3 separate regions of the Mus musculus genome follow, and regions 1 and 3 are each linked to region 2. The links are chromatin loops, found by intact Hi-C in ENCODE. Cell type or tissue: heart. All regions are shown on one strand.

Region 1 (8,000 bases), 390 kb after region 2:
TTAAAATAAAATAGAAGAAGAAGAAGAACATTTGGGAGAAACCCAGCCAATCGCCAACATAATGAAGAATAAGAGCCACCCACGTCTCCTAATAAAAAGCATCAGAATTCCGATGCTTACCTTACAAGCTTCCCCCAAGAAAACACAACCATATAGAAAAAATTAAACATTACTCTGACTGTGGGCACCTTGACCAAAGCAACTTGGGGAGGAAATGGTTTGTTTGGCTTATGTTTCTATATCACCGTTCATCATCAAAGGAAGTTAGGACAGGAACTCAAGCAGGGCAGGAACCTGGAGGTAGGCGCTGATACAGAGGCTGTGGAAGAGTAGTGCTGCTGCCTGGCTTGCTCCCCATGGCTTGCTCAGCCTACTTTCTTATAAAACCCAGGACTACCAGCCCAGGGATGGCCCCACCCATGATGGACTGGACCCTCCCCTAAAAATCACTAAGAAAATGCCATTCAGCTGAACCTCGTGGAGGCATTTTCTCAATTGAGACTCCCTCCTTTCGAATAAGTCTAGCTTTTGTCAAGTTGGAATAGAACTAGCCAGCACATAAGCCAAGTCCAACTCATATACTCATGAACCCCACAGAATACTGACTGTCCTTCTAGAAACTATCAAATTCCATAGCCCCTCAACTAGGGGTGGAGGATTCATAGTAAACTCTGACTGGCCTGACCTTGCACAGCTGCTATGAGTACAGCAGTGCAGCTGTCCTGCCTCTGGATTTGCACCTTCCCAGCCCCTCCTCTATAATGGTCCTTGAGCCTCTGGAAGAACAGGTGTAATACAGACGTCCCATTAAGACACAAATCCTATTTCTGCCAACACTCACCAAATTAACAACCAAGCAATTGAAAGGGCATAAATCCACATGTATAAAGAAACACAAAAGCTGGTTGTAGTGGTACTCACAACGAGCACGCCATGGAGAAGTGCTTCTAAAGGAGACTCGGATAGGAAGCGAACCCGCCAGTTAAACATGTGGAATTAAGACATTTTCCGAAGCGTGACGACTAAAGAAAAATTGTTTCCTGTGTATGTTTTCTCAGGAAGCCACCACAGGATGCAATTAGTCAAAATTATAAATACACAAAGGAAAACAGTGTGCAGGAAGAAACGGCAGTGCAATAAACATAAAAGTTGAGTCCTGGGAGACTGGGAGAGACAGTCAGGCTATCGGTGGTGCCCACCAGTGGAGGGCGGGACACCCACAGCACTCAGTAGAATGGATACAGAATACAGAAAGTTTCCACCACACGTTCTTTTATGGTTGAAAACAGTTTTTGCTACCCTAGGTTTTTTTGTTATACCAGATGAATTTGCAAATTGCCCTTTCTAACTCTGTGAAGAATTGAGTTGGAATTTTGATGGGGATTGCATTGAATCTGTAGATTGCTTTTGGCAAGATAGCCATTTTTACTATATTAATCCTGCCAATCCATGAGCATGGGAGATCTTTTCATCTTATGAGATCTTCTTCGAATTCTTTCTTCAGAGATTTGAAGTTCTTATCATACAGGTCTTTCACTTGCTTAATTAGAGTCACAGGGGAAATTTTCCTAGACAGAACACCAATGGCTTGTGCTGTAAGATCAAGAATTGACAAATGGAACCTCATAAAATTGCAAAGCTTCTGTAAGGCAAAGGATATTGTCAATAAGACAAAAAGGCAACCAACAGATTGGAAAAAGATCTTTACCAATCCTAAAGCTGATAGAGGGCTAATATGCAATATATACAAAGAACTCAAGAAGTTAGACTCCAGAGAAACAAATAACCTTATCAAAAGTGGGGTACAGAGCTAAATAAAGTATTCTCAACTGAGGAGGCACCAAATGGCTGAGAGACACCAAAAAAAAAAAAAAAAGTGTTCAACATCCTTAGTCATCAAAAAAATGCAAATCAAAACAACCCTGAGATTCCACCTCACACCAGTCAGAATGGCTAAGATCAAAAATTCAGGTGACAGCAGATGCTGGCTAGGATATGGAGAAAGAGGAACACTCCTCCATTGCTGGTGGGATTGCAAACTAGTACAACCACTCTGGAAATCAGTTTGGCAGTTCCTCAAAAAACAGGACATAGTACTACCTGAGTACCCAGCAATACTACTCCTGGGCATATACCCAGAAGATGCTCCAACATGTAATAAGGACACATGTTCCACTATGTTCAAAGCAGCCTTATTTATAATAGCCAGAGCTGGAAAGAACCCAGATGTCCTTCAACAGAGAAATGGATACAGAAAATGTGGTACATTTACACAATGGAGTACTACTCAGCTATTAAAAACAATGAATTTATGAAATTCTTAGGCAAATGGATGGATCTGGAGGATATCATCCTGAGTGAGGTAACCCAATCACCAAAGAACACACATGATATGCACTCACTGATAAGTGGATACTAGCCCAGAAGCCCGAAATACCCAAGATACAATTCACAAACCACATGAAACTCAAGAAGAAGGAAGACCAAAGTGTGGCTACTTCAATCCTTCTTAGAAGGGGGAACAAAATACCCATGGAAGGAATTACAGAGACAAAGTTCAGAGCAGAAATTGAAGGAATGACCATCTAGAGACTGCCCCACCTGGGGATTCATCCCATATACAACCACCAAACCCAGACTCTAATGTGGATGCCAACAAGAGCTTGCTGTCAGGAGCCTGATATAGCTGTCTACTGAGAGGCTCTGCCAATGCCTGACAAATACAAAAGTGGATGCCCACAACCACCCATTCAACAGAGCACAGGGTCCCCAATGAAGGAGCTAGACAAAATACCCAAGGAGCTGAAAAGCTTTGTAGTCCCATAGGAGGAACAACAATATGAAGTAGCCCCAGAGCTCCCAGGGACTAAATCACCAACCAAAGAAAATACATGGGACTCATGGCTTTAGCTGCATATGTAGCTGAGGATGGCCTAGTCAGTCATCAATGGGAGGAGAGGCCCTTGGTCCTGTGAAGGCTTTATGCCCCCATATAGGGGAATGCCAGGGCCAGGAAGCGGGAGTGCATAGATTGGTGAACAGGGGGATGGGGAGAGGAGGGGGGTTTTCGGAGGGGAAACTAGGAAAGGGGATAACATTTGAAATGATAATAAAAACAAAATAGAAAGTTTCAGAGATTCAGGTTTTATTGTGTTTAACAGATTACATAAGGTGTTTAGAAAGGGAAAGGGGGTTGCTACAAAGATAAGTACATTTTCAAAGTAAGAGAAGCATCCTGTCTGTGCAGATGAAATATTATATAAAAAAGGGAATACATTTCTTAGTGTGTGGCTCCACAGTAGTGTTTCTGGAGCAAGGGGAAACTGAGGAAGCTCTCTAGTGTCTGCTGCTTTTAGTCACTTGCTTTCCTCACCAACAGGTGACAGACATGAGCCGTGTGCTCCACACAGCTTCTCTGTAGAGAACACTGAGAACCACAATTTCCAAGAGACAAAAAGCCAAAGCTATAGTAACTGCTCTCCAAGTCCGATGAACTGGCCAGAATGTCTACCGTTGTAGAGAACTATTATTATCTTAGGCTATTGTCAGTCCCCTTGATAGCTGTTCATTGTCCATAGCTGTGTCTACCCTACTACCTTTGCGACGTATTCAGTAAATCCCTTTGGCCACCATAAAGTGTCATGGCCAACAACACCTGCAAGCCAAAAGACAGGTTAACACTAGTGGGAAACACAGCACCAGCTTGCCTATGTTTTACATAATACAAGAGCCTAAGGGTCGAAGATCCAAAGACGCTGAGGAAACTTCCTGATTTCTCTGCTCAACACGGAGACAGGGACAGCCAGATAGACTCATGCTGAGTGGAAAGGTAGGAGTTCATAGAAACACGCAGGATGGTGGAAACCGCCTAGGCCAACATGCTCCCGCAGGTGCTCCACGGCCCCTTGGTTACAGCATTTCCCCCTCCTAGGTCTGAAGCAGGACCCCTGCAGACTCAGAATCCATCTCACTGTGACCAGATCCTAAGCGCCAAAACTGGGGCAAGTTAAACGAGTGCTTCTCACCTTTGTGGCTGGCTTTAGGGAAGGTGACCACTGGTTTCTTCTTTAACTTGCTTTGGGACGGAGTGAACAGTGAGAGGTGGGGGCAGGAGAAAGCCAGAGGAATGTTTGTTCTGAGCCTACTTACTGTGTTTCGCTTTGGGAGATCACTTCCTCATCCGTAACATAATTTAAGATGGAAGCCCCAGCTTTGTATCTGCCTGATGAGGTCGGTCACCTTTACGCTACCAGAATCGAGTGTGGCCACCCTTGCACTACCTGAGCAAACCAAGCCAAGTGGGAACCCAGGCTGCCAACCCATTCTTCAAAATCCAGTGCAGAACCCCCCTGGAAAAACTGTCTCTTTCATAAACTAAGGTGGTTTTGCCTTCATGACTCCTTCTCTTATTAAATAAATAAATCTGACAACTAGATTGGTACAAAGATTAATATAAAACAGACTGGATTCGTTGCTATGTGTTTATTTATTAATACTATTTTGGGTCTTTCTTATTTTAAAAGAGATTAAGGGCTGGGCTCCGGGCATCGTGCTACAGGTAAAAGGGAAATAGACCCTGAGAGCATGACACAAGAAAAAGGTCCAGGCAAAGGGTGTGCTCTGCCGCCCCCTGCTGGCCTTTGTGAGAAATTTTTACAACTCAGGAAATTACAAAGTCTCTTGAGGCCAGGCATATTTGCAGTGCCTGTTGCAGTTTGTCATGAACACTTCAGTGTTTTAGAAACACCTTAGAAACCTCACTGAGTTTCCACAGGCTGTCTAAATCTTTTCGACTTCCTGGGAGGCCAGGTTTATGTCCACTGATGTCCAAGAATTCCAGAGATTAGGGTTTGAGCTCAAATTCACCCAGGGTGACTTCGGTAGCCCAAGAATCCATGACCTCGGAGTCTGGTATTATTTCCCTGTCCTGTCAACAGATGAGACCCGCAGCCATTGTGGGCTGGGTGGAAACTGTGCCTGCTTCTTGTCATCCTGGCGCAAGCTCTCCCTTTTACCTCCTACCTTTTCTGGAAAGGAGACATCAATAGTCAAAATGGTGCGACACTGGGACCCAGCAAACACATGCTGATCTGTGGCACAGACATCTGAGTTTGTGTGGCTTCTTCTTCTAGCCATTGTAGTTTACTCTGGCTGCTGTAACTAGAAACACTAGGAAAAGAGTGGTCTGTAAGCATCAGAATCATATTGCTCCCAGTTCAGGAGGCAAGCCTAAGATCAAGGTACCTGCAGATTCAGTGTCTCCTGGTTCACAGATGGTGACCTGGTGATGTATCCACACACAGCAGAGGGCCAAAACTGCTCTGGAGTCCGAATTCCATCATGAATGATCTATTCTCATGACCTACTCATCTCCCAAATGCCCCACCTCTATTGTGAATTAATTAGCCCACTGCTAATGGACAATTCCCCAGCGCGCTCACCCGGACAGCTAAGGGCACATACCTTAGGAGGTAGAGCCTACTTGAAAGAACCAGACTTCCTGCCTCCTCCCATAGACATGGGGTTGTTACCAGGGAACACGCATGGTTCCCTTCTGCAAATCTTTAGTCTCAGAGATGAAAGACTTTTAAAATGATGCCAGAGGAAACTCAAGGACAATTTTGTTACAGTTGGAGAGAAGAGGGAGGCAGGCAGGCTTAGCAACAGAGTGGCACAGGGACAGGGGTTCTGAGACAGATAGACAGACAGACAGACAGAGACAGAGACAGAGGCAGAGACAGAGACAGAGACAAAGAGACACAGAGTCCCCCAAGAGGGTCCAGGCGAGCAGGTTTAGGGTTTTAGTTGGTATATAAAAGGAGGGGGGAAGCAAAGTTATGTTTTGTGAGCTGGAACTCAGCAGAAGTTTTTCAGTGACTCCAGGGAGGGAAAGACTTCCTGTGTTCCTGAGTCCGCATCTCATCCCAGGGTAGGTATCCTTCCATCTTTCTAACAGGTATTCAGCTGCATCAGCTGTTTCTGGAGACTATCCTCCTGGCCAGGTGATTGACAGGCCCCTTTGGATCACTCTTAAGGGATGGGCAGCTTCCAATAGCATGTCTCCACCTAGGGACAGAGGTTCAGCTTGGATCCACTTCTTTTGCTAAAACCTCATGAAAGAGAGTAGATTAAAAAGAACTAAAGAAAGAATGATAAAATCTGTGAAATGGGCACATTTTACCATGAGGAAACAGCCTTCTTTTGATGGGCTTCCACAAGCCCAGCTGCCTCCGTCTTCTTCCCTTCCTGAGCTGTTCTAAGTCTTGAGGAGGCACAGTTGTGACATTCCTCTCTCCTTTCAGTGGCTTTCTAAATCTTAAGGAGGGTGATCGTGGTATTCCCCCTTTGCTTAAGGTTGATGTGCTAACAGAGACACAGGAAGTGGGGGCCCAAGGAAATTCGGAGAGGAAAGGACCCCACTCCTGACCTTCCAGCCTGCTAGGTAACTAACTACCTGCTGTTCTACCTAGTTTGATCAAGGGCCTTCCTGCCACAACACTCTGCCCACCCCAGGTCCAGAACTGATGAGACCAAGTGACCCTGGGCAGCTCTGAACCCTGAGACAAAATAGGTCTTTTTCAAATACCTTATCAGAGTCCCAGAAAGGTGTAGAAAGATTCTCTACTCACCATTACTTGGGGGTTAGGATACAACATCATCTCTTTCTGCCCAAAAGATTTTCTCTGGCATTGCTGTGTAGCTGGTAGAGTCTGGTCCACCGGCCTCAGAGCCAAAGGCCAGGGCTCCACCTCAAGAAGTTCCATGTTGCTGCAGTGACATTCACACAGAGCCCTGCATCCCAGGATCCAAATTCAGATAAAGCCACAGCCCCAAATTCTACTTTCTTTTCCTCAAGCCGCGCCTGAGAAGGATTTGATAGGTGACAGAAAATGACATTTGCATTTATATAGAAGCCCAGCTTTTCATTAATTAATCAAAGTGCTAAGCCACCTAAACAAATCCTTCAGGGAAAGCTTGCGAGCTAAGCCCTGGTGCACCTTTGAAAGGATGATTTCTGATGAGGCCAAATCTGGCATCAGGCTGTCTACAGCTTGCCACCTTTTATCTCTCTGATAGGATTCATTCACTCTGCGCAGGAAGGCTCTGTCCGTTTATTCCAACATGGAGAGTCTCCTTCCCACTTTCTTACCTTCCTTCCCGCCTTTCTGTCCACTCTGTGAGCAGAGCACTCCATGGTTAAAAGGAAAGAAAAAGTCTCAGGGCAGGGGGGAGGTGCTTTCTGAAGTAAATGAGAAAATCGAAAACCATCCATAAAGTATGGTTTGAATACCCACCCCATTGGCCGACTGGGACGGACGCCACTCCAAGGCAGTGGACTGAAGTGTCTGAGACACTTGAAATCACAACTGCACCTCTGGGTTCCTGAGACATACACTGGAACACACTGAGGAAACTTCCAGTAAAGGGCTTGTTGCAAAAATGTATGGAAGCAAGACTCAAGAGATTGGTATATAATATAAGTAGGAGTGGGCCCCAAACTGTCCACCTAATAGAGAAGTTATCTCAGGGAGGCAGGTATTAATTAGACTTGGCAGAAAGATAGGCAGAGAACAGAGGGGCAGGGGGTAGATTGAGTTGAATACACTTCAAGCAAGCAACATGGAGGGCATCTTAATGAATAGATAGATAGATAGGTAGATAGATAGATAGATAGATAGATAGATAGATAGATAGATAGATAGATAGATGTGTGTGTATACATACATAAATTGTGTATGTGTATGTATGTGTATACATACATATATGTTTATATGTGTATATATAATATCATATATGTGATATTGCATATATTATATGTGTATATAATATATGACATATATTATATAATACAATATATTGTTAATATAATATAGATTATATATTGTTATAGAATATGTGATATGGTGTATAATTATATAATATATTAATTATACATTATATAATTATATAATAATTACATTAAATTACATATAATAATATACAATATATAATATGTGATA
Region 2 (8,000 bases):
GGAGAGGGTAATGGAATATACAGAAATATGTGCACTCACCCCCCCACACTCACACACATATATATACATACACCCAGACACACACACACACACACACACACACACACACACACACACACACACACACAATGAAAGCAGAAAAGGCATTTGGGGGAAATGGAGACCCGCAATTAGCAAGGAAGAGGGTCCAAAGATGGTAGTGGGGAAGAAAAATGAGCCCAGTAAATGATACATATGCGTGAGAATGTCATGTCAAATTCTATTTTTTGTATGCTAACTAAAAATGGTGAAAACAAAACAAAGTGGTATATGGTTCTGTATTACTTTCATAGCCAAGTTCCTGCTGATGACAAGCAAACTTTCTTCTCCAGGGCTTCTTCCTACTTGACTCTTCACACCTCATGGGGCCTAGCTCCAACCTCTGCCTGATCTTCTTTTTCTTCACACTTGTCCTTGGATGCTCCAGAACCTCTCCTCTCACTACTACCTCCAACTCTGCCTGTCACTCTCTTTTGGAATGAGTTTTCCTCTGACACAGAAACTCTTCCTAAATTTCAAGTTGGACTCACTCCAAATGCCCAGACGGTTGTAGCCCTCCTTCACAGCACTTTCAGTCACAGTGGATGCTACACACTTTAAAGATATTGTGCTAAGTTTTTGTTAATGGTCTCCTTTGTTATTGTACACTTCTCAGATAATTTGTAAATTACTTGAAGGAACACATCCCACTGCTTTTGTATCCCTTACTTTAAATAAAAGCTCATCATTCTCTGAGTCTAAGCCATCTCCTCCCAAGCACTATCGTGCAGCAGCTATCTTGTGCAGAAAACTAGCCTAAAGCTTGGGAGTGGTTGATAGGGGATGGGGATCATCAGAAGATGAAACTCACAAAGAAGTTACTGGTAGCCCAGAGGCCGCATGGCAAATGTACACAGTATACATTAAGGCAAACAAAACCCAACCAGTTGGAGAGAAGGTTAAGGATACTGATATAAAAAGAACTCTGAAATAAAGACTAGAGGATTAAACAGGATAAACACTCACAATACATGTAAAAGAACAAAATGTGCCCTTTATCTCTGTGGGTCATCAATTTCTTTGTAATAAGGCACTCTTGATACACATGTTGTACCAAAGTGATCAACTAAAGTACTATAGGACTCAATGGACAGAATTCTAAAGCTGACTTTTTTTTAAACACTCAGAACTTATTTTAGTAATTCTTGTTTTAGAGATAGCATTTAACAACAAAAACCAACGAATTGCTTATCAATACCAGGCTAATAAACTTGGAAATCATATGCGCGTCCTTATATCATGAACCAAGACAAACCCAAAACTCATTTTCATGAAAAAAAAATGCAGTAAGAATGTTTTGCTTTGAAATACCTATTTTGTTTACATCATCAAATGATATTTTAACACTACAGGCAAAATATAAGATGAATAAGCCATATATATGCCAAAAATATAAATATTTTCAAGTAGAAATATTACATATGAGTCTAAGCTATGGCTGAACAAATCATAAATTAAATGTCTTTTACTGAAGTCAAGCTAAAAGACAATATCCATTACAATATTCTTTATTTTTCTCCTGTGTTTTCCAGAATCTCTCAGCCTACATCTCACTAGACAAGGAAAGCAGAGAATTTTTTTCTTCATTTGTATTCAATTTATAGAAATATAGAGATGTAAAAAGGAATCATTAAATGTATGGTAAAATAAATCATCTCTCAATTACATGAAGAGGAAATGATGACACATCACACACACACATACACACACACAAAATCTGTGTTTTCAAATGCACACCATTAATTTGGGAGAAGAAAATTCCCCTTACAATCATGCTTCCCTGAGGCTAGTGTTAATTAAGCATGAGTTTCTTTTTCCTGACCACTGGTGACGAGGATTCAGACAGAAGGGGAAAAGGAAAGAGTTAAGGCAGAGGCATACAGGTGGCCAAAGGGAAGCAGCCTGAGAGAAAAACGTCCCACTTAACCTACAAAGCAAGCCTGGAGAGGATCTATGAAGATAAAACAACACAGAGAAATTTAATATGAAAATGCTAAAATTTTTAAACGTAAAACCTAAACAAGATTTTTCTCCCTATCCCCTTATCTTCTCTCCTCCCTTCAGAGGATGTTATTAGTGGTAAATTACAAGAGGACTAAATTTTTTTAAAAACCCAACGAAAAGCCATGTTTTAAAAGACCTTATCATTGCTTTCCAATAGGCCCAACACCTGTCTCCATGGGTAACTGATCTCATTAGTTGAGAAAAAAAAAATCAATTTAAACAAGAAAATGTTAAGAAGGCAGGGGGGTCATCTCTCTGGAACATTTTTAGGTGACTTAAACAACATTTCCGAGATGACAAGAATTACACACTCCGCAAATACACACAAACTAAATATTTATCTAAACACGGGATATGAGCCAGAAATCTCAATTTGCTTCTGTCTGACATATGGCTCGGTTTTGACTGGCATATGTTTCGTACTGATACTGGCAAAAGCATAGTGATTCAAATATTACAGAAAAGCTTCAACTGCTCTTTCATTCTTACAACTCATCTTAGCCAAGAGGCTGAGAGGCGATGCTTATTTGCTTCTTACAACACGCACAAACTTGGGTTTCAAGAACTGAAACAGACCACAATAGGATGCAGCAACATCATTATGTGGCTCGGTGTTTTTTAAAGTCTACCCGTGAGCACTTCAAGATTATAATACAAAAAGAGGGAAAGCCTTGTCCGCCTGCCACTGTCAGTTAGTAGACGGACAGCCGAGAAGGTGCCCAAAGGAACTTACAGTCTCACTAAAATAAATAATCTCTAGCTCACCATCCTTAGCACCCTCAGCAATCTCTCTCTCTCTCTCCCTCCCTCTCTCTCTCTCTCTCTCTCTCTCTCTCTCTCTCTCTCTCACACACACACACACACACACACACACACGAATACCCCCCAATGCTTTTTATGAAAGGTGATAGTTTAATAAAACTACAATTACCTATCACACACGGTAAAAGCAGCAAGCGCTAGCGATCTGACGTCGAAATTACTCGCTCCTTTTCCTTCACCCAGCGCGTGCCGCCCTTTCCCAGAGTCGTGTCAAAAGTTCACCCACGCAGGCTGCCGAGCTGGGCGAGCACCGCAGCCTCCCTTCCTCCTCGCCACCGACCGAACAGGTGGTTGCCTTACCTGGGGAAGAGGAGCCGCCAGGCACCGGCTGCGGCGGCCGCCCGGGCGGCCAGGCAGGCGGGCGCAGACCCGAAGGGCGTGTTTTCGAGGATTTAACCCTCAGGTGCGCAGGCAGCGCTCCGCTGTCGCCGAGCCCCGGCAGGTGTCGCGCACGTCCCCGCCGCGTCCCGGGTCCGTCACCCCGCGGACGGCGCGGCCTCGCGTGGGGGCGTCGCCCGTCCGCCCGCCCTCCCCGACGGGCTCAGCCCTCCGGCGGCGCGGCCCGCAGCCCCAGCCTAACGGTTTCCCCGACGCGGGCTCCGGCGTCCCCCTGCCGGCTCTCACCTCCGAATCCCGCCGCTCCGAAGCGAAGGAAGGCGGATCCCCCACCCCGGGCGTCTCTCCTGCGAGGCTCCGGCTCGTCCTCTCACTCGCTTGGCGGTGGGCCGGGGCTCCCGCGGCCGCCGCTGCGCTGACTGCTGTGGAGGGGGGTTGTTGGGGAGGGGTGTTTCCCGGCAGTGACGGCGCCGCCGCCTCAGCCCCGCTCTTCGCTCCCTCTCCGCGTAGCTCCCGCTTTCTGTTTCACCCGAGGGACCGCGAATGCCGCCGCCGCCATGATTACTACGGAGCCGGGAGGAGGAGCCCGGAGTCGGCGCGCCCAGTGCGGCTGCGCGAGCCCCGCCGACGGCGCCCCCGGCCGCCTGGACCCGGAGCCCCCGCGCGCGCACACACACACACACACACACACACGAGCTCGAGCGCGCGCACCCGAACCCGCTCGCCCGCCGCCCCGCAAGCCGAGGCTTCCCGGGCCCGCAAGTGTGTGTGGCATGCGAGCTCCGGTGCCGCTCTCCCAGAGCCCGGGAACTGTGCGGATGATTGACGTATCCGGGGCCCCACACGCCATTCCGAATGCAGTTTAGAAAGCGCCCCCCACCCACCGCCCCCAGAGACGAACCGTGTCAGCCCCTCTCGGCAAGCCCCAGAACTTAGGATGCCGGCAGGTGCTTTTAGAGGCAAGCCCCGGACGGGGAAGCGCCCCGAAGTGGGCTCAGACCTTCCCACTCCCAGACGGTTAGAGCCCCGGCATTTTCTAGCACCCACGAAACAGATTTACGTCTTTCAGAAACGCACAGCTTAAAGGTTCTGGACTCGGACCAGCCGAATCTAGTGGAAACCCGTTACCTTGACGTCTGCCACCGCGGAGAGCGAAGCGGAGGCGGCGACAATTTCCTTAAGCCTCGAGCGATGGGGGGGCGGTGGGGGGGACGCTGCAGTAGCGCCTGAGGGCCGGCCCGGACTGCTTACTTTTGCAGTTTCACCGGAAGCCTTAGGGAGAGGGTCGTCTTTGGGAACCTGAGTCCTCCCCCTGTCCAGCCAAAACTGGTGACTGATGAAACCAGGTTCCACGTCTGACTTGTAGTTCAGTTTATTGGTTGCGCTGCGTTTTAAGGTGGCAATCTTTTTTTTTTTTTTAATCATTTGACAGAAATCTCTCGAAGATGTACGAATTTCTTACGTTCTTAAAAAAGAAAAAAACAAAACAGAACTGGATAATGAAATTCTTAGTGGATCATTGAATATCAAATAAGATACTCAGACAGTACCAAAGTCCCATGGGATTGCAGAGGTGTGCGCGAGTGTATAAAATCCCCACCTTGGTGCTGTTTTATTTGCAGTGTTCTTACTTTTCTTAAAGACCCCTCACTTGGCTTGTGTTCATCTGCCTGTACATCCACTTTAACCATTTCTATTTTCCTGTGGTGGTGTTTTTTAAGCCCCGCTTTCTTCCTTCTCCACCTACTTTTTGCTATGGCTGCAGGCAATGATTGATCCGATGTTTGTATCCACAGCTAGCTAATGAGAGGTTATTTTTCTTCCCGTCAACAAGTAGGATAGTGATTCTATCAAATTGCATCTTGAGATATTTGGGGGTTGGGGAGAGGGGGCAAAAGTCCTTTCCCTGAGAGAAATGTTTCATTTTCTTAACTTCCAGCTTTGGCCCTCTTCCAGACAAAATTACTGGAAAGCTGAGCTTGGAATAACAGAAGTATAACTGCTCATTGTTTTGCAATAGGAGAGTTTATATCTGAATGTGGAGGACTTGTGTGGCTTCCCCTTACTGCTGCCCAACTCTTGTTCGGTTGGAGGCTAAAGTCTCCAAAGTTAACTCCAAACTAGTATTTTCCAAAGCATTGCTCTTGTAAACTTCGTAAAAATGCCGAATCCTACCGCTACTCCCTCAAGATTCTGGTTCCATGATTCAGTGGTAGACAAAAAATAATAATAATGAAAAAAATTAAAAATAAAAAATGAACTTAAGAATAACCTGCATTTTTATAAGTATGTTTAAAGCCCATCTACATGCCACAGGCAAAGTAAAAAATAATAGACTAGTTGAAGGAGACAAGGGCATGTAATTCAAGACATCACTGAAGTAGACCTAGACACTTTGATATGGTGCACAATGCTGTGAGGAGGAGGGGGAAAACTGAGGGATTTATATCCTTTGGGGAGAAAGAAAGACATAAATCACCCTAGCCAGAGAGACACAGGAATCTACGTTGGCTTTGAGCAGACATTTCTTTCCCTCATCAGTGAATAAATAACCATTTCCAACCTTCACCCTCCTTGAGTTCCAGCCACAGTGAACACTTTGAACACCATTCTTTCTTAGACTTGCCTCCTCTTTTCCTGCATACTGTCTCTACTCTCTGCGCATATTCCCATTCTTCTCTCTGCCTGTGACACACCACTTGACCCTCTCCACAGCACCCCAGGACAACTTAAAGTCCCTTTGAAGGGCTTTCCTTAAACTCTCTTAGCCTAGGCTGTGTCACCGAACCATAGTGTAAGCTATCACATCTACTTTCACATCTCTGCTCACCTGGAACCCAGACTCTTGCATTCAGTGCCAAAGTCCTCCACATCATCAGTTTCTTTACCGACGGGCATGCTACAAAATGTCCTAGGTTTGCAAGGTTTGGCCCAACTTCATGGTTTCCTGGTTCTTCAGCTCATCAAATCAAACATCTAACAATCCTTCCTGATATTTCCCTCACTCTGTCTCCCATATCTGTTGCTGTGCCAACTCCTAGAAATGTTTCCTCCAAAACCCCCCTAATGACTCCGCCTCTTTCCTGTCACTACAGAGCTAACTTGGTCTAATTGCAGATAATCTGTGTGTTCTCTACTTTGCAGCCAAAATGATCTTTCAAAAGGCAAATAAGACTATGTCACTTGTTACATAATACTTTCAAATAATTTATTATTACTCTAGAATAAAACTAGAGTTCTTTCGGTGACCTTTAAACACAGTGTCGTATAACTCTTCCCTTGCTTCCTGGGCTGAGGATTTCCTGACCATTTCGGTTTTTTCGGTTGTACTCTGATTGGAATAGTTGTATGCTCTGTATACCCGCCCTTCTTCCTTTTAACCGTTATCCCCTACTTACTCTTCAGGGCTCAGTTTGAATAGGACATTTTCTCGGGGTTCGGGAGAGCAAAATCTAACACCCCAGATAAGGTTAAGATCCCTGATTGATATCAACAATCCCATCACCATGTATTTTTAGTTCTTATGATTTACCACAATGTACAATTACATTTCTGTATATCTGAGTACTGCTCCTGTTGCTCATAACAAAACAGATGGTGTCTATATTGACCTGTGTAGTACCTGGCACATAGAAAATACCAAAAATATTTCCTGAGTGTTGCTGTCCTTCGAGGTTCCTTTTGGTATTTTAGGTTGTGGGCTTATAAAACTAGGAAATGACAGATCACTGTCAGGAGATGGATAAATGAGTTGGAAGACAGATAACCATGGTGTCTCATGTCACCAACAGCTTTCCTTGTAGATTATCTTTCCAAGGACATTTCCTCTCTGGCAGACAGTAGTGTAAAATAGACATAATTTCCCCAGGGGAGGAGAGGGCCCTTAAAAAAAAAAATCACCCAGTATAATAAAAACTCCTTGGTGCAGTCAAGGTTGAGCAAAAGTTTTGCAGGCATTTTTAAAAGATTGAGAGATTCCTAAGCTTCGAGTTCCTTAGCTGTGACTTACAGTCCATGTTGCCTCCTGAGACTATGGAGGCAGGGAATGCATTCAACAATGGAGCACCACGTGGGTCATCTGCCTGCTGTGCTGTGACTCGGTCTTTTGATCCCAAAGTGTCTTATTCTGGCATCTGTAAAACTGAAACACGTTAAGTTAATCCTGCAAAGGATGATAAAATCTGAAACTTTGAAAATTTGAGGAGGTAGGATGGACTAAAAAGAGGAAAAGATGAAGAAGTCAAGTGTAGATATTGGGGCTGGAGATGGTACAGTTGTTAACAGCACTGGCAACTCTTTCAGAAGATGTAGGCTTGATTCCTAGGACATACATGGTCCTCACAACTGTCTCTAACTCCAGCCCCAGGTGACCCGAGGCCTTCTTCTGGCATCTACCAGCATATACTCATACATGCAGGCAAAAACCTAATACACATAAAAATAAACAAAATAATTTTTAAAAGGAAAGTGGAGATTGTCTTTTAGGCCACTTAACAAAGATGAGAGTGGGGAGACAGACAGACAGACCAAACAGAAGATTGACTGGCTGCATGCTGGCTAAATTCTCTGAGTAAGACTACTCGGTCCTAACTGAATAGAGCCAGAGAGAACACTTCTACCATTGGCTCTCACACTGAGTGCAAGGACAGGAGATGAAAATGCAGGTATACACCAGCTGTATTAGTCACTGTTTTATTGCTTTGAGGAGACAACATGGCCAAGGTAACTTAAAGAAGAAAACATTTCACTGAAGGGCTTAC
Region 3 (8,000 bases), 110 kb before region 2:
ATGGAAGCAATTTAACTTAGTTACACAATTTGCATATTCAAGGAGACAAAACACTAAAATTTCTTTTGGAATTTAGTGCCCAAAGGTAACTCTGAGTGGTGAATACTACCAATATTTTCTTCCCTCCTTTACAAATATAGTAAAATATTTAAAATGGATTTACTGAAGATACTCCTCTGGATAATATCCAGACCTTTCACAGCATATTTTCACCAGAATCAATGTCAAGGAAAGTACCTACCTACCTACCTACCTACCTATTAACTATCTACACATACACACACACACACACACACAGCGAAATAAAACACAAAACGCATACCTGTGGGGCATATCCAGGAGGCACATAAATAGGAGGCACGGAACCATTTGGGGACATCATTGGAACCTGAGCAGGACCTGAATGGGTTACAGAAATGATGCAATAATCCATCAGTGCTTAGGAAGGCGCAGAACAATATGATTACTTCACCTAAGCTGAACATTAAGCTAATAGTGGCTGTAATCTTATACGGTGGAAAGAAATGAACATTTCTGAGTTTTTATATACCATTTACTTTATGTTTTATGTAACACTTTAATATAAGTTATATATAATAACACATGTGAGTTTTTATGTAACATTTACTTTATGAAGTATATGTATTATCGTTAAGTACAGCTACAGTTCTCAAACTTGCTCAGTTTTTATACTTATGGTTATCACTTAAAACCTAAGATTTACAGGCTTTCCAACATAGTCAGTTTATAATCTCAAATCATTATTTACTGTACAAATACCCCACGTGACTCTAATGATTGTGCAACTAGGAAAATCAAACTGAACTTTGTATTTAAAAATAAAAATCAATTAGAAATAGAAAATGAACCCCCACCACCACCACACACACAAACTCAAAGGCAGAAGGGGGAGTAGTGAGAGGAGGAATAGTAAGGTCTTTGAGGGCTTCTTAAGGGTAAAGACTTGTACAGTGTAGAGGGGTCCTGTCTGTGGGCTAAGTACAGTTGGAGGAATGTACATGTGCATTCCTCTGAGAAAAGGTTGCTTTCCCTGAATATATTCTAAACAATGTGAACTTCATTTGCACTCTGTCTTTTACTTTTATGGTATCATCTTTCCAGATAACCTTTATAAATGTGATCTTATTCTCTCTTCAACTTTCTAAGAATAAAATAAGTACTCTTGAAGTTTTATTCTTTCTAGAACAAAACATCACTTGTTTTAAATAATTTTTTAGAAAAATATCTCATTTGGATCTTTTTTCTCCCAGTAACTTTAGACTGCAGTATTTCATTTGCTCCAGTTTATAATCATTTGAAAGATCAACAGATCTGGTAAAAAAAAATGTTGGGGAGTGGGGAATGACCTCTTTTACATGCAGAGAATCTGCTGGTGAAGTGAATGGTATCACTGGTCAGGGCCACTGTGACTGAAAGAAAAACAAGGAGGTCCCAGAAAATCCAGATTCCAGCTTTTCTAGGGAGGAGGAGGGGAGATCAGAGCTACCTGGGGCGATGGATGGGGGCCTTGAAGAAAGAGAACGGAAAACGTTAAGATACTGGGCTTCGAGAATAAAAGTACTAAATCATGGCAAATAAGGGGAACTGAAAAGAAAGGGGAGGGAGAAGAGGAAGAGAAGAAAGACAAGAGAGAAGCAGGAAGGGAGGAAACATTAAATAGCGAAAAGGAGGGAATGCAGAAGGGAAGAAGGTAGAGATGGAAGGACAGAGAGCAAGAACAGGCCGAGGTGGTTACTAGAAAGTAAGCAGAGCGAGTGCAGACTTCTGCAGTACACTGTGCCACCTACACACTTGTCCAAAAGAAACCTGGAAAATGCACGGAGCTGCAGTGCTCAGGCCTGGCCAGCAAGTGCTCTACAGCTAAGTAACAGCACAACCTCCAAGTAAATGAAGGTCTTCTGACTATTACCTTAAAACTATGTTTTACGTGAGTGTTTTGCCTTCATGTGTGCTTATCTATGTGTCTGGTGCCTGTGAAGGTCAGAAGAGAGTGTTGGATCTCCGGGACTGGAGTTATGGATGCTTGTGAGGCACCATGTGGATGCTAGAAACTGAACCCAGGTCTTCTGTAAGAGCAACAAGTGCTTTTAAGTCCTGAGTCACCCCTCCAGCCCCTCTAAGTATTATCTTAATCATAATTCATGAACACTAATACTATAAGCCACGTTTTAAATGTACTTTTTCTCTTCATAATCATTTAATCAAGCAACTAAATTTAACATTACCCATTTTCCGGAGAGAAAATGAGGCAGAGGGAACTTAACTTTGCTCAAGTGGTTCAGTTGGAATTTAAAAGCTAACAGTTTCATTTCTTAGGATATACATCACATGAACATTGAAATGCTTCTCACTGTCAGTAACTGCCATGAGTCATTAGATCTTGTCTTTAAGGAAATTAAGTCTACCTTTGTTTTTATTTCCTTGAAAAACATAACAGAAAGCAGGACCACAATTCTAAATTTAAGTAAATGCTACCTATTAATTTGCTAAACAGCATTTGTGAGATCCTCTTTAAAATCTCTATTTAGAAAGGCTTCATTCAAAATACATTTCTGCTCTCTGGAGAAAGGGGAACAGTTGTACACTAATGGTCACTTTATTCATTAACTAATTCACATAAACCAGTAAACTAGCCTTCTAAATTGTAAGATCCGCCCTAGATATTATTTATAAAATGTGGAAATTGGCTGAGAACTAGAGATTTTATTGAAAATTGCATTTGTTTACTTAGTCAAGGAAACTTTACTGAGCTCTATGTACTAAGCTTAGACTGCAGGCTCTTTGCACCCACTGCCATGCTGAACCTTGTGTCAAGTCATTAATGCCAGACAGAGATTGATGAAGATGATGTGGAAATGAAAGAAAGCAGACAGGCATCTTCAAAGCAGAACAACTAAACCCGGTGTTCTGTTTCTCTGTGGCTATTAGAGCAGTAACTTTCAGGCGATGCACCCACACTCCCATCTCAGCCTCCACAATGCTAGGATTACAGACATGTGCCACTGGACTCAGCTCACAGTTTACTTTGATAGCTGCTGGAACAAGTCATCATTTAGTTTCACAAAGGACTCCTTTATGACGTGATCACTTTGACTACTTAAGTAAATTTTCTAGTTCGGAGGCAGAAATGCCACACAGTTAGATTTTAAAAAGATAATTTATCAGTGCTATGTACATTTATCTAAAATAATGGTGGGATATATTCAACACTGAACACAAACCTGCCACACCCCCAATACATAGACAGTAAACACAAGTACTGATATTCAGATCCACAATGCTGGCAGCACCATGTTGCTTGTCCTGCATCAAACTCTAAACCCTGGACACTCACTGACACAATGCCTGACTACCTCTCAGGTCCAACAGTACTTTCTAACTCAGAAAGTTCTAGAAAATTAACTGCAAACTGTCTTAAATTTGTATGCAGCAAAGCAGACTGTGTCCAGGGAAGAAGCAAACCTGTTATAGGAGTACATAACATGTCCACCTGGCACAAGAAAGCTGTACCTGAACAACTGTAGCTACACCTAACAGCTCCTTCAGAATTGACAAGCTTTAGGCAAAAGCTACCCCAAAGCAGAGTGATTACATTACTGTTAAGGGCCTACTTATTTTTAAAATCTGCAAAAGTGGGTACAATTCTGTTTGTCATTTGCCTTAAATATGAAAAACTTCCCATCCCAATTCTTAAAGGTACCATCAATGATTTATACCTAGTTCATTTTACCTAACATAAACTAAACCTATCGTCTTTCTTAATCTACCATTCATATTCAATTTTTTCTTTATTTCTTTTAGAAAAAACCCAAAACTACAGATTTGTCTAAGCATTTAAAATTAAATAAACAACGGACTGCTGACTGCTGACTCCTGCCGCACACAATGGCTTCCAAATTACCTGATGCCAATTTTCTGATCAGTCTTAAAAGAGAAAAGACGAAAAAAATCAAGAGGCCAGCCAGAATGGGGCATGCTATGAGATTTAAAATCACTCTAGCTCATAGAGTCTACAATTTTCATAACCACATAACAATATGTAGTATTTCTAAAGCGAACAGATTTGGCACTAAAAACACACAACACGGCTTTAGGTTAATACAAAAGCTTCCTATGTTTTCAAATAAAAGCGAATGTTCAAAATCAGCAAATCTTACCACTCATTTTGTTTCTACAGGAGCAGCAGCCAGCGAACAAGAAAACCCAACAAGGAAACGGCGTAGTACACGTTAGCAGCTTTAATTGGAGAACAGTTTCGCTTTTTTTTTTTTTTCCTCAAAGCTGGTAAGAGGAAAAGATCCTTTGACCGAGTCACGTGACCGGTATCACATGACCCGCAGTGAACCGGGAAAGACCGGGAGAGGAAACAGCGCAGAGGGTACGCTGGGGCGCTACTGAAACAAAACACTTAAAGGCTTCTTCAGCTGCTTTCCTGACTGCAACGCGTTCTGCCTTAAGAGCCAAAGTAAACCCTAATCAAAAGAACCTGGTGGATAGGCACGCGATGGAAAACCATCCTCTTTGTGTTCGCGGTTTGACTAACGCAGCCTGCTGCTTTTTCACATAGAAAGATTGGGGTAAAATGAATTCAAAGCCTTGATCCAAAATATGAGTGTATAGTTTGTGATCATTTCATGCTCGATACTCAAGCTATGCCTATAACACACAGAGAATTGCCCACACAATAGAATTAAATGACAAGTTCCTTACAGGTGGAATATATTTCAGGCTTGTTTTGTTTTTCCTTAAAAGCTAATGAAGGCTTCTGCTTTTATAGTCAGTGTACTTTGTTTTTAGTGATTATTTTAAAAATAGAACTTACTCTTGACATTAAGGAAAGATCCTTGGTGGATAGTATTCTTAAAGCAGGAATGTGAAAAATACTCAGTTAATTGAGGTGAAAACTTATTCTTTTGGAAAAAAAATACGCCCCGTAAATTACTTAAGAGGGCATATAAGTTCAGAGGAACTTTATCAACTGCTTACATACACAAGCAATGGCTGGGATCTGTGACACGCACCACAGTGGGGAAGATGGATTTGGGTACTAGGTGATACTAAAAGTTAAAATGAGCTCCGATACTTACTAGCATGGCAAATGTACTACTATTGGGCTCTGTCTCCTGTGGAAAGGTTAAAATGATCAACCTCAAAGCACTGTTGCAGAATCAAGTTAGACAAACTAGTACATGAAATACACTGTTTAGGACCTCTCAGTAACTGATAGTTATTGTAAGTAAAAGTATGATCGCTGACTCTCAAAACTAAAGATTACACAGTGAGACGAACCATGTGGAGTGTCCTACTTGTTAACGCAAACTGAGGTATCATTACTAGAGAAGCTGAGGCAGGAGCAGATAAGTAACTTGAGGGTACATAGGCAAAGGCAGGGTTGCTTCATATAATCACATGTTAAAGGCCAGGCCCTATTTAAAGGCCCAGTGTCTTTCCTGAAGAAGAAAAAAAAAAAAAAAAAAAAAAAAAAAACCTGGCAGGACACACCCCTGGCAACTTGACTCAATAAAAGCAAGTCAGAGGCCAGAGGAGAAGAGACACTGGTTTAAAGTGGAAAAGGGTAATAGCTGACCTTTTATTCCATTATGAATGCATTTCCCCTGAGGCTGTGGGATGGGCGCTTACTTCCCTGTTCTCTCTCACTGCGCCACTCTGCCCTCCTATGCTATTTTGACAGTCAGTGAGTTGTTTTTTTTTTTTTTTTTCTTTCTGCCCCAACACTTGCTGTCAGGTCAATGACTTCAATGTCCAAACTCTAGATCTATGATTTCTCTGCTCCTTTTCCTGCTGTGTTCTTAAAGCTTGAACTTATTTCTTACAACTATAAGTACATCCTGTTTCACAGCTAATCTTACCAAAATCACTATAGAGAGACCTAATACTCTTCGTTTAAATTACTATTCTTAGACCTGACCTTGATCAAACCGTACCTTATTTCACAGCTCAAATTTTTTAGGATTTTCACAGCATCAGCAGATTCCAACGCTGCACAGTCGTTGCCTCGGCTAGTTGGTTAGACAATATTTGATGGCAGCCATTAAGCACACTGAAGTGACTTCCCTAAACCTAAGCAGTAGAGCCCAGTGATGGACACTGCTCTCCATCGAGCCAGGTTGTACCACTCAGGTTTCTGCTCCTCCTAAGGTTGCTTTTATTCTTATCTTTACAGTCTTCTAGTTGAGAAGGATATTAATGGTAGACTACTAGTTCTAGTTGAGAAGGATATTAATGGTAGACTACTTCGCTAGCCTAACAATGCACAACATCCTAGATCTGATTCCAGTATCATGAAAAAAAAAACATAAGAGGAAAACTATCCTTTATATAACCAATTAATTTACTTAATTTTGAGGCTTATAAAAATTAGATAGTATTATCTTCTGTAACTTCTTCCTCCACATGCTGGATTCTGTCTAGGCATTTGGGACAGATTAGTAAATGAGAATGGATAAATCTTACATTTGAAGAGGTGGCTCAGGGTAAAGGTGTTTGCTACTAGCACTTGACAGCCTAAATTCAACCCCCAGTTTCCACATAGTGGACTAACACAACTAGACTCCTGCAAATTGTCCATATGCACGGCTTGGCACTTAACACCCTTGTCTTAAGGTTTCGTCACTATAAAGAGACACCATGACCACAGCAACTTTTTTTTTTTTTTTTTTTTTTTTTTTTGTTCTTCTTATGGGGTTGCCATTCCCTTTAGCTCCTTCAATCCTTCTCCTAACTCTTCTATAGGGGTCCCCCACCTCAGTCCAATGGATGGCTGTAAATATCTGCATTTGTTTCAGTAAAGCTACAGTAACTCTTATAAAGGAAAACATTTAACTGGGACTGGCTTACAGTTTCAGAGGTTTATTCATCATGTCAGCATTCAGACCAACATGGTGTTGGAGACAAAGCTGAGAGTTCTACATCTTGATCCATAGGCAGCAAGGAGAGACTGTGCCACACTGGGCCTAGCTTGAACAACAAGCTTCCCAACCCCCTAGTGGCATACTTCCTCCAACTAGGCCACACTCCTGATAACACATTTCCCTATGGCCAAGTATCCAAACACATAAATCTATGAGGGCCATTCCAATTTAAACCATAACCTCATTTAAATTTTTTAAAAATAGTGAATACATAATAAATCAGTGTGAGATGAACCATAAATGTTTGCAAGTATGTATGTTGAAAACATGTGTGAAGGTAAATAATATGACCAGTGATGATTCTCAGTTTCACTGAATGATCTTTTTTTTTTTAAATAAGAGAAAGCATCCAATATCAATGCCTAAGGGACATGACAGGATGCTTAAGCTGCCTTAGAATACTAGAGTTACTAGAGGAACGTGGCCAGACAGGTAGTGGGGAGACAGAAAAAAAAAATGGTCTCCTGGGCCTTGTAAGATACTGTCAGATCTTTGGCTTTTACTGTGAGGGAAACAAGATAGCCACTGATGGACTTTAAAGAAAGGAATTCATCTAATTTATACACATTGCTTGCTGGACTATGGTACAACACTTAAAAACCCTAAGTTAAGCCTTTTTATATAGGCCACAATCCAGTAATAGAAAGCACAAAGAACTGGACCTAAAGTATCCATGCAATATGAAGACACTATGAGCCCCAAAATGGATGAAATGGGTCTGGGGATAAGGAGATGCAAGATGTGGACATGTGACATTTGAGATGTTCCAAAGGCATCAGGATAAAATACCTCATCCTAGAGACCACTTAACTATTCTGGGATTCAAAGATATAGTCTGAGAGATAAATTCCATTGTCTGTGATGAATGGGCATTTAACCCATGAGACTTGATAACATCAATAAGAAGTGGAGATTCTAAAGGGGAGAGATTTCCGAGGTCTCTTGGCCCACACCTTTGAGGTACTCTTCTATACCCAGGAGGAAAAATTCTAGACTTAGGATTATGTATGTAATTGCTATTTTTGAAGGGCAGTACCAAATACTTTC

Evidence for each region. Peaks named below come from ENCODE experiments on the same cell type or tissue, not always from the same donor. Only the 100,000 strongest peaks of a DNase experiment are listed, where the experiment ranks them.
Region 1: a loop joins it to region 2, with 2.5 times the contacts of the local background. A loop is called at or near these places in 2 of 42 quality-filtered maps.
Region 3: it touches region 2 in a loop (13-fold over the local background); 10 of 42 quality-filtered maps call a loop at or near these places.

Annotation. Positions count from the first base shown.
Region 1 is chr14:73,094,274-73,102,273 of GRCm38, forward strand. Gm35388 (a long non-coding RNA gene) reads right to left here. Exons shown (of 3, transcript XR_383585.3): 2 at 6,630-6,792; 3 at 3,124-6,066. Among named protein-coding and RNA genes, the nearest start is that of Gm35388, 4.7 kb to the right of the region's middle. In heart, a CTCF peak has its summit at 4,645 (motif pointing left); no DNase peak of the experiment used is centred here; H3K27me3 peaks cover 2,112 bases.
Region 2 is chr14:72,706,190-72,714,189 of GRCm38, forward strand. It overlaps Fndc3a (fibronectin type III domain containing 3A), which reads right to left and starts at 3,814. Exons shown (of 26, transcript NM_207636.2): 1 at 3,529-3,814. In heart, a CTCF peak has its summit at 3,327; DNase peaks (open chromatin) are centred at 3,782 and 4,332; H3K4me3 peaks cover 2,499 bases; H3K27ac peaks cover 1,679 bases.
Region 3 is chr14:72,598,744-72,606,743 of GRCm38, forward strand. It overlaps Fndc3a (fibronectin type III domain containing 3A), which reads right to left. Exons shown (of 26, transcript NM_207636.2): 4 at 323-399. Among named protein-coding and RNA genes, the nearest start is that of Fndc3a, 110 kb to the right of the region's middle. In heart, no CTCF peak of the experiment used is centred here; DNase peaks (open chromatin) are centred at 4,348 and 5,648; H3K4me3 peaks cover 1,700 bases; H3K27ac peaks cover 1,543 bases.